Regions from separate parts of the Mus musculus genome. Here region 2 is linked to region 1. The links are chromatin contacts, found by POLR2A ChIA-PET in ENCODE. All regions are on one chromosome and are shown on one strand. Each heading gives the region's core, a stretch centred on a gene start or an enhancer-like site at or near the end of the contact. The rest is flanking DNA. Distances are from core to core; before and after follow the strand shown.

What was found. ChIA-PET counts read pairs that join two places held with the same protein, here RNA polymerase II (POLR2A).
Region 2: POLR2A ChIA-PET joins it to region 1 with 15 read pairs in embryonic stem cell. The contact joins the promoter of Mbd4 here to the promoter of Raf1 in region 1. POLR2A ChIA-PET finds 5 or more read pairs at or near these places in 3 of 5 experiments (Patski and embryonic stem cell).

Annotation. Positions count from the first base shown.
Region 1 is chr6:115,675,262-115,678,192 of GRCm38, reverse strand. It overlaps Raf1 (v-raf-leukemia viral oncogene 1), which reads left to right and starts at 1,558. Exons shown (of 17, transcript NM_029780.4): 1 at 1,558-1,957. D830050J10Rik (RIKEN cDNA D830050J10 gene) reads right to left here and starts at 2,225. Exons shown (of 1, transcript NR_152134.1): 1 at 1-2,225.
Region 2 is chr6:115,851,963-115,854,912 of GRCm38, reverse strand. It overlaps Mbd4 (methyl-CpG binding domain protein 4), which reads left to right and starts at 1,572. Exons shown (of 8, transcript NM_010774.2): 1 at 1,572-1,776. The coding sequence starts at 1,703. It overlaps Ift122 (intraflagellar transport 122), which reads right to left and starts at 1,385. Exons shown (of 29, transcript NM_001167763.1): 1 at 1,204-1,385. The coding sequence starts at 1,244.

The DNA of each region.
Region 1 (2,931 bases), core at 309-2,808:
GCAGCTGGTGCCCTAACCACTACCCAGTGGTTAGCCATTCCCCTTTGGGCCTACCTCCCCCCCCCTTTTTTTTAACCCTGCATTTGTCCATTATCTTGTCACAGAAACCAGAAAAGTAACCAATACAAAAGCCAAAAGATGGAAAGAACCTAAATTTCCATGGTTATCCTAGACAGAAAATCTGGTGTAAACTTCTGATGAAATAGTTTAGCTCTAAAGAGGAGTGAAGTATTAGCACACATGTGTTACAGATGAACTCGGAAACAGGCTAAGTGAAAAGACTTAAATCATAAAGGGCCCCATACTTTATAAGTATCCACGCACACAAGATAATCTAGAAGTCAGGTCTGTAGTAGCAAAATGAGTATTGGTGGTTGCTCTGGGTGGGAGCTAGTGAGAAACTAAACTGCTTAGTGGGTAATTTTATTTCAGAGTAATGGAAATGTTTTGGAACCAAAGTTGTGGTTACACAATACTGTGAACGCACTAAATGCCAAAAGATGTTTACTTATAAATGGTTACTTAAAAAAAACAAAAAAAAACTTGTCTGTGTATTTGTAAATGCGGTTGCAGGTTGCGCACGTAGCACCGGGTTCGAATGGAGGTCAGAGGATAACTTTCAGGAGCCTGTTCTCTCTTCCATCAGGTTTTACTCTGCACACTTTTTACTCTCTGAGTCACCTTGCGGGTCCCCAAATGGCTACTTGGAAAATACTTACACAGAGGTAGGAGAACCAGAGTCTGAGGCCAGCCTCAAATTAAGAGGGAATCTGGCACATGCTTTTAATCCCAGCACTCAAGAGGCAGAGGCAGAGCGATCTCTTTGAGCTCGAGGCCAGCCTGGTTTACAAAGTGAGTTCCAGGACAGACAGGGCTGTTAGACAAAGAAACCCTGTCTCGAAAAACCACAATAAATAAATAAAATTGAGAACCTATTTCAAAGAGGGGAAAAAAAAAAAAAAGCACAATTGACAATACACATTGCCCTCCAGGTGTCTATTCCACGGGGGCTGTACGAAGACGCACAACAGGCTTCAGTTTACGGTGGGCCATATTGTCGCATCAATTTTAATTTTTTTTTCTTTTTTGAGACAGGGTCTCATGCAGCTCATATGACCGTGAACTCCCGACCCTCTTGCCCTCACTTTCCAAGCGCTGGCATTACAGGTGTGCAACACCATACTTTTAGTTTTTGGTCAACTTGGTGTACTACAGCGAACACTCCATCTACAAATGAGGAACCTGAGGTTTCACATAGCATGAGGGCTTTCCCACAAAACCCCTAGGCCGCCATTCTCCACGGATGTCAACTTCGGAGAGGAAGCACCAGAGCTGGAGCCCTGTGCCGTGTGTCACCAGGCGCGTCTGGCCCGCTGAGGGCCTCGCGGGTGGCCGGACCGCGGCTGCAGCCCAATACCACTGGCCTCCAACCAGAAACAGTCACTCTGCTACCACGGAGTCAACCCCGAAATGGCGGCCGCAGGACCGCGAGGCCACGCCCCCGGAGGCGGGGCCACATTCCAGGCTCGAGCGATAGATCCCCGAGCCGAGTTTTAAGCGGACTGCCGAGCCCAGGAGCTCGCGCAGAGGCAGTGAGCCCGGCGGCGCCGCAGGTCGTGGAGACGAGTGTCGAGCGCAGGGCTAGCTCGCCCGGGATAGCCTGAGAGCGTCTTCTTCGCGGGTGCTGGTGCCGCCATCTTGGATGGCGGGAGTTAGAGCCGAGCGGACTTGAGGCGGGAAGGCTTCTCTGTTGTTCTCCGCAGGCCCTCGGACGGGCCAGCTGGCCGAGCTTTGGGGCGCGTGCCCTGAGGCGCGGGGCGCTAGTGCAGCGATGCGGGGCCTCCCCGGGGCCCCGTCCCCCGGGCTGGGGACACGCCGAATGTGACCGCAACCAACGCGTTCTCTCAACCACCGCTGCCGCTGCACGACGGGACCCGGCACTGCCCGGCTCCCTCAGGTAGGCCACAGGGCTGACGGTGCGACCGTGGGGCGCAGGGTCGGCCAGGCCGCTGTCATCCTGGTGGCGGGCCGGGCGCGGGCCGGGTGTCATGGCCGGCGAGCCAGTTTCCACACCCCTGCTCAGATTTCCCAGTGTTTCTCGGAAACGTGCCAGCGCCACTCCGGTGCCCAGCGAGCATTCCTCATATTTTGGCAATGGGGGAAAAAAAATCCTCCCAGAGCTGCCCAGTGACTGTGTTGTCACTGGGATGGGCTCGTTCTTTTTTCTCTCGGGCTGCAGAAGTGGGGGGAGCCCGGCCTTGCACCTCCTCTCGGGCTGCTTCGCTTAAGTGACACCCTTTTAGGGAAGACAAGAGGAATCGGGGAAGGCAGCGAGAGAAACCGGTCAGGGTCCCGCCTCAAAGGCTTGCGACCTCGCCTGGGGCTTCCAAATGGGTGGCCCGGGATGCTCGCGATCGGGAGCCAGGCTGCCTTTTGTGTGAAGCGACAACCTCCCAGGCTTTTGCAGAGCCGGTGCATGGATGCAGAGTTGGGACACAAACGAGGTGACCGTGTTCATTCATTGTTCTCTCTCCAGGGCCCAGGGTGTGCCTCTGGTTTTCATTCTTTGTTAGGAGGGACAGTCGAATCTCTTCTTTCCCGGTTGAGACGTAACTGGGTCCTGGGGAATGGGCCAGGTCTGTGTATAGAAGTGGGGAATGAATTCAGGGCACGTCTGAATGCCTGCAATGCGTCCTGTGGGGTCGTTGGAGACTCAGCTCCTGGGGCGTGAAAACAACCGGAGGTGATAAGGCTTGTTTTCCCAAGTGTTCTTGGGATTTAGAACAGTTAGGTGCAGAGTCGAGAAGCCCTGAGGTTCCTTGCTTGCTTCTGCGCGGAGTTTGAAGGACTGTTCCGCCAGGTGAGGCAGAGGGGAGGACATTGTCGGCGGAGGGAACAGCTGGCACCAAGGCTCAGAGGCATAGCCTGCGG
Region 2 (2,950 bases), core at 323-2,822, 180 kb before region 1:
TCAGGACAGACAGTGGTGGGGAACAGACCAGACCATCTAAGAAGACTCTGAGTCAAGCTGAGAATTAGTCAAGCCAGAATTTCCTGAAATGTGTTCCTGGCTGGTGGATTTTAATGACAAAATAGAATAGGATATCAAATCATACCAAATTAATTAAGATGACAGAGTCATTCTATTGTCATTCTCTCTTTTTAAAACACTTTTTGATTTTTTTTTAAAGATTTATTTATCATGTATACAGCATTCTTCCTGCATATACACCTGCTGGCCAGAAGAGGGCACCAGATGTCATTATAGATGGTTGTGAGCCATCATGTGGTTGCTGAGACTTGAACTCAGAACCGCTTGAAGAGCAGACAGTTCTCTCAACCTCTGAGCCATCTCTCCAGCCCAATATTTTTTTTTACTATATATTTTTTTCTTTTTCTTTTTTGTTCGTTTGTTTTTGTTTTTAAAGACAGGGTTTCTATGTGTAGACTTGACTGTCCTGGAACTTATCCAAAGTGCTCTTAAATACTAAGCCTTAATCCTCAGTATTTAAAATTAAGCTTTAAATTAAGCTCACTCTTAAGTACTAATTTTGAAAATACTCCTCAAACTTCCCAATCAAGAGATGTCTTGACTTGATCGCATCTTACATGTTTCTCTGACCGTACATGGAAATGTCCTGTTTCAGACACAGTAGATCTCAGCTCAGGTGGAAATGCTCAGAACCGAGATGCAAGTTACTCACACCGTTTTGTTTGTTCCTGCTCGAAAATTTTTAATCCCGGCACTGGGGAGCTAGAAGCATATGTATCTTTGTGAGTTCAACGCCAGCTTGGTCAACATAGTGCATTCCAGACCAACCAGAGCTTTAAAGTGAGGCTCTATCTCAAAAACAAACCAACAAAAACAGGAGAAATTTAAAGAATGTCAGATAAACAAAAGTGTGGGCACTTTGAGGATGGTTAGGAAGCTGAGAAAACACTGGTGGGTGAGGAATTTTGAGAAGAGAGAAGTGAAATTGGATGATGATGACGTATAAACTGCTCCAGCCTCCCTCAGATGATCCCTATGCCCCTCCAGGAATCTCAGCTTCTCTTCCATTGGGAAGTTGAAGGCACGGAATCAGAGTCCTCGGTCCAGGCCGCAGGCCCGTTGCCATGGCAATGCGCCGGTTCCTGCCGCCTCCCCGCCATCCCCGAAGTTCCCGCTCCTCACCACTGCTCCGCTTTGTCTCTCCACGTCAACACGGCCCTCATCGCCGTTTCCCTCACGCTTCGGGCCCCTCCTCCCAGCCTCGGCAGCAACAGGCTTCTTTCCACAAACCACTTCAGCTACCTGCGCTACCCTTAGCAACGCACATGCGCAATGAACCGCGCATGAGTTTCCCAAAGCTCCAAGTGCGCATGTACAAAAGGGAGCCCACCTCCTCCGCCGAAGCGCCGGGCGCGTAGGGACGCAGGAGGCGGAAGCGTAAGTATGACACGAGCGATTGGTCCGGAAAGGTGGGTGGGGCGGGGAGTCTTGACGACAGAGGGTTTGATTGGCGGGACCCTGGCTGTGGCATCTGTAGCTGAAGCGGTGGCGGGAAGGCTGCTGTGTGGGTTGATTGACTTTCACGTCGGTGTTTGGATTCGGCTCAGTGGTTTGAGTTGTGTTTTACTCCACCTCTCGGCCTGGAGCTGCAGCTGCGCCCCAGTGGACCAAAGCAGCAGGGATGGAGAGCCCAAACCTTGGGGACAACAGAGTCCGTGGAGAGAGCCTAGTTCCAGACCCGCCTTGGGATCGCTGGCAAGTTATTAAACCTCTCTCGGGCCTCAGAGGAGTCGCTCTTGTGTGGGTCTTCCTAACCTTTAACACAAGGTGGCACCTAGAGCTGTCGCCCTGTGGGAACAAGACTAGGGTGTACCCGATTCCTTGGCCGAACTGACTGGGGAGCTTGGAGGACAAGGGAGGTTTTGTGATGCAAGCAGGTTAGCCTGGGCCGGAAGGGACCCTCAGAAATAGCCCTATGACAAGTCACAGAGGAAGCTACTGTTGTGTCCGGGCTAAAATGATGCACGTATTTGCATGTCCCAAAACTTGGGCGCTCAAACACTTTTAAGGGCTGGGCATTTAACTAAGTTGGTAGTGTTTACGTAGTAAACACAAAGCCGAGGGTTCGAGCGACAGCACCGAATATCCGGGCTTGGCGGCGTCTGCCTGTGGAGGCAGGAGGATCAGAAGTTGAAGATGAGTCTCTGGTACGTCGTGGGTTCAAAGCTAGCCTATGGTACATAAGATTCCCGGCTCAAAAGCAAACAACAAAACTTTTTTTTTTTTAATGCTACTTCCTTTTTACAGATGGAGAACGGAGATTTTGAGCTCAAAGTGACTTTCTCTTTGGAAGATCAGCTAATAATAAGTAGCGAGCTGGGGTTTTGACCCATTTTGTTAACCTAACAGTTTTGTAGGGATTCCCTCAGGTTTCAGTTACCTTGTCTCCCTATAAGATCCTTCTAGCTGATACCTAACGCCAAATTCCATCTAAGAATGCCATGGTTCTAATTGTGGTTAGTCTCTAGGTCTTGCTTAGTGTCCCTATTTCCCTATTTGTAGAAAGTAGGTTGGGTTAGAAGGTCTCTCTAGAGACCCACTTTTTTTTCTTTATGTGTTTGTCTATATACGTAGGTGTTGGTGGAGACCAGAGGAGGTGTCAGGTTCACTGGCGCTGGAGTTGCAGGCAGGGTGTTATAAGCTGCCTGATGTGGGTACGGAGTCTCCTGGAATATGTGCTCTTAACCACTGAGCTATCTCTCCAACCCCTCACTTTTAAAATGTATAGTTTAGTGATTAAAATACACTGTACTAAACACTGGAGAGATAGTTCAATTGTTTAAAGCACTTACTGCTCTTCTGTAGGACCTGGGTTTGGTTCCCAGCACCCACAGCAGAGGCTCACATCCATCTATAACTTGGCTCCAGG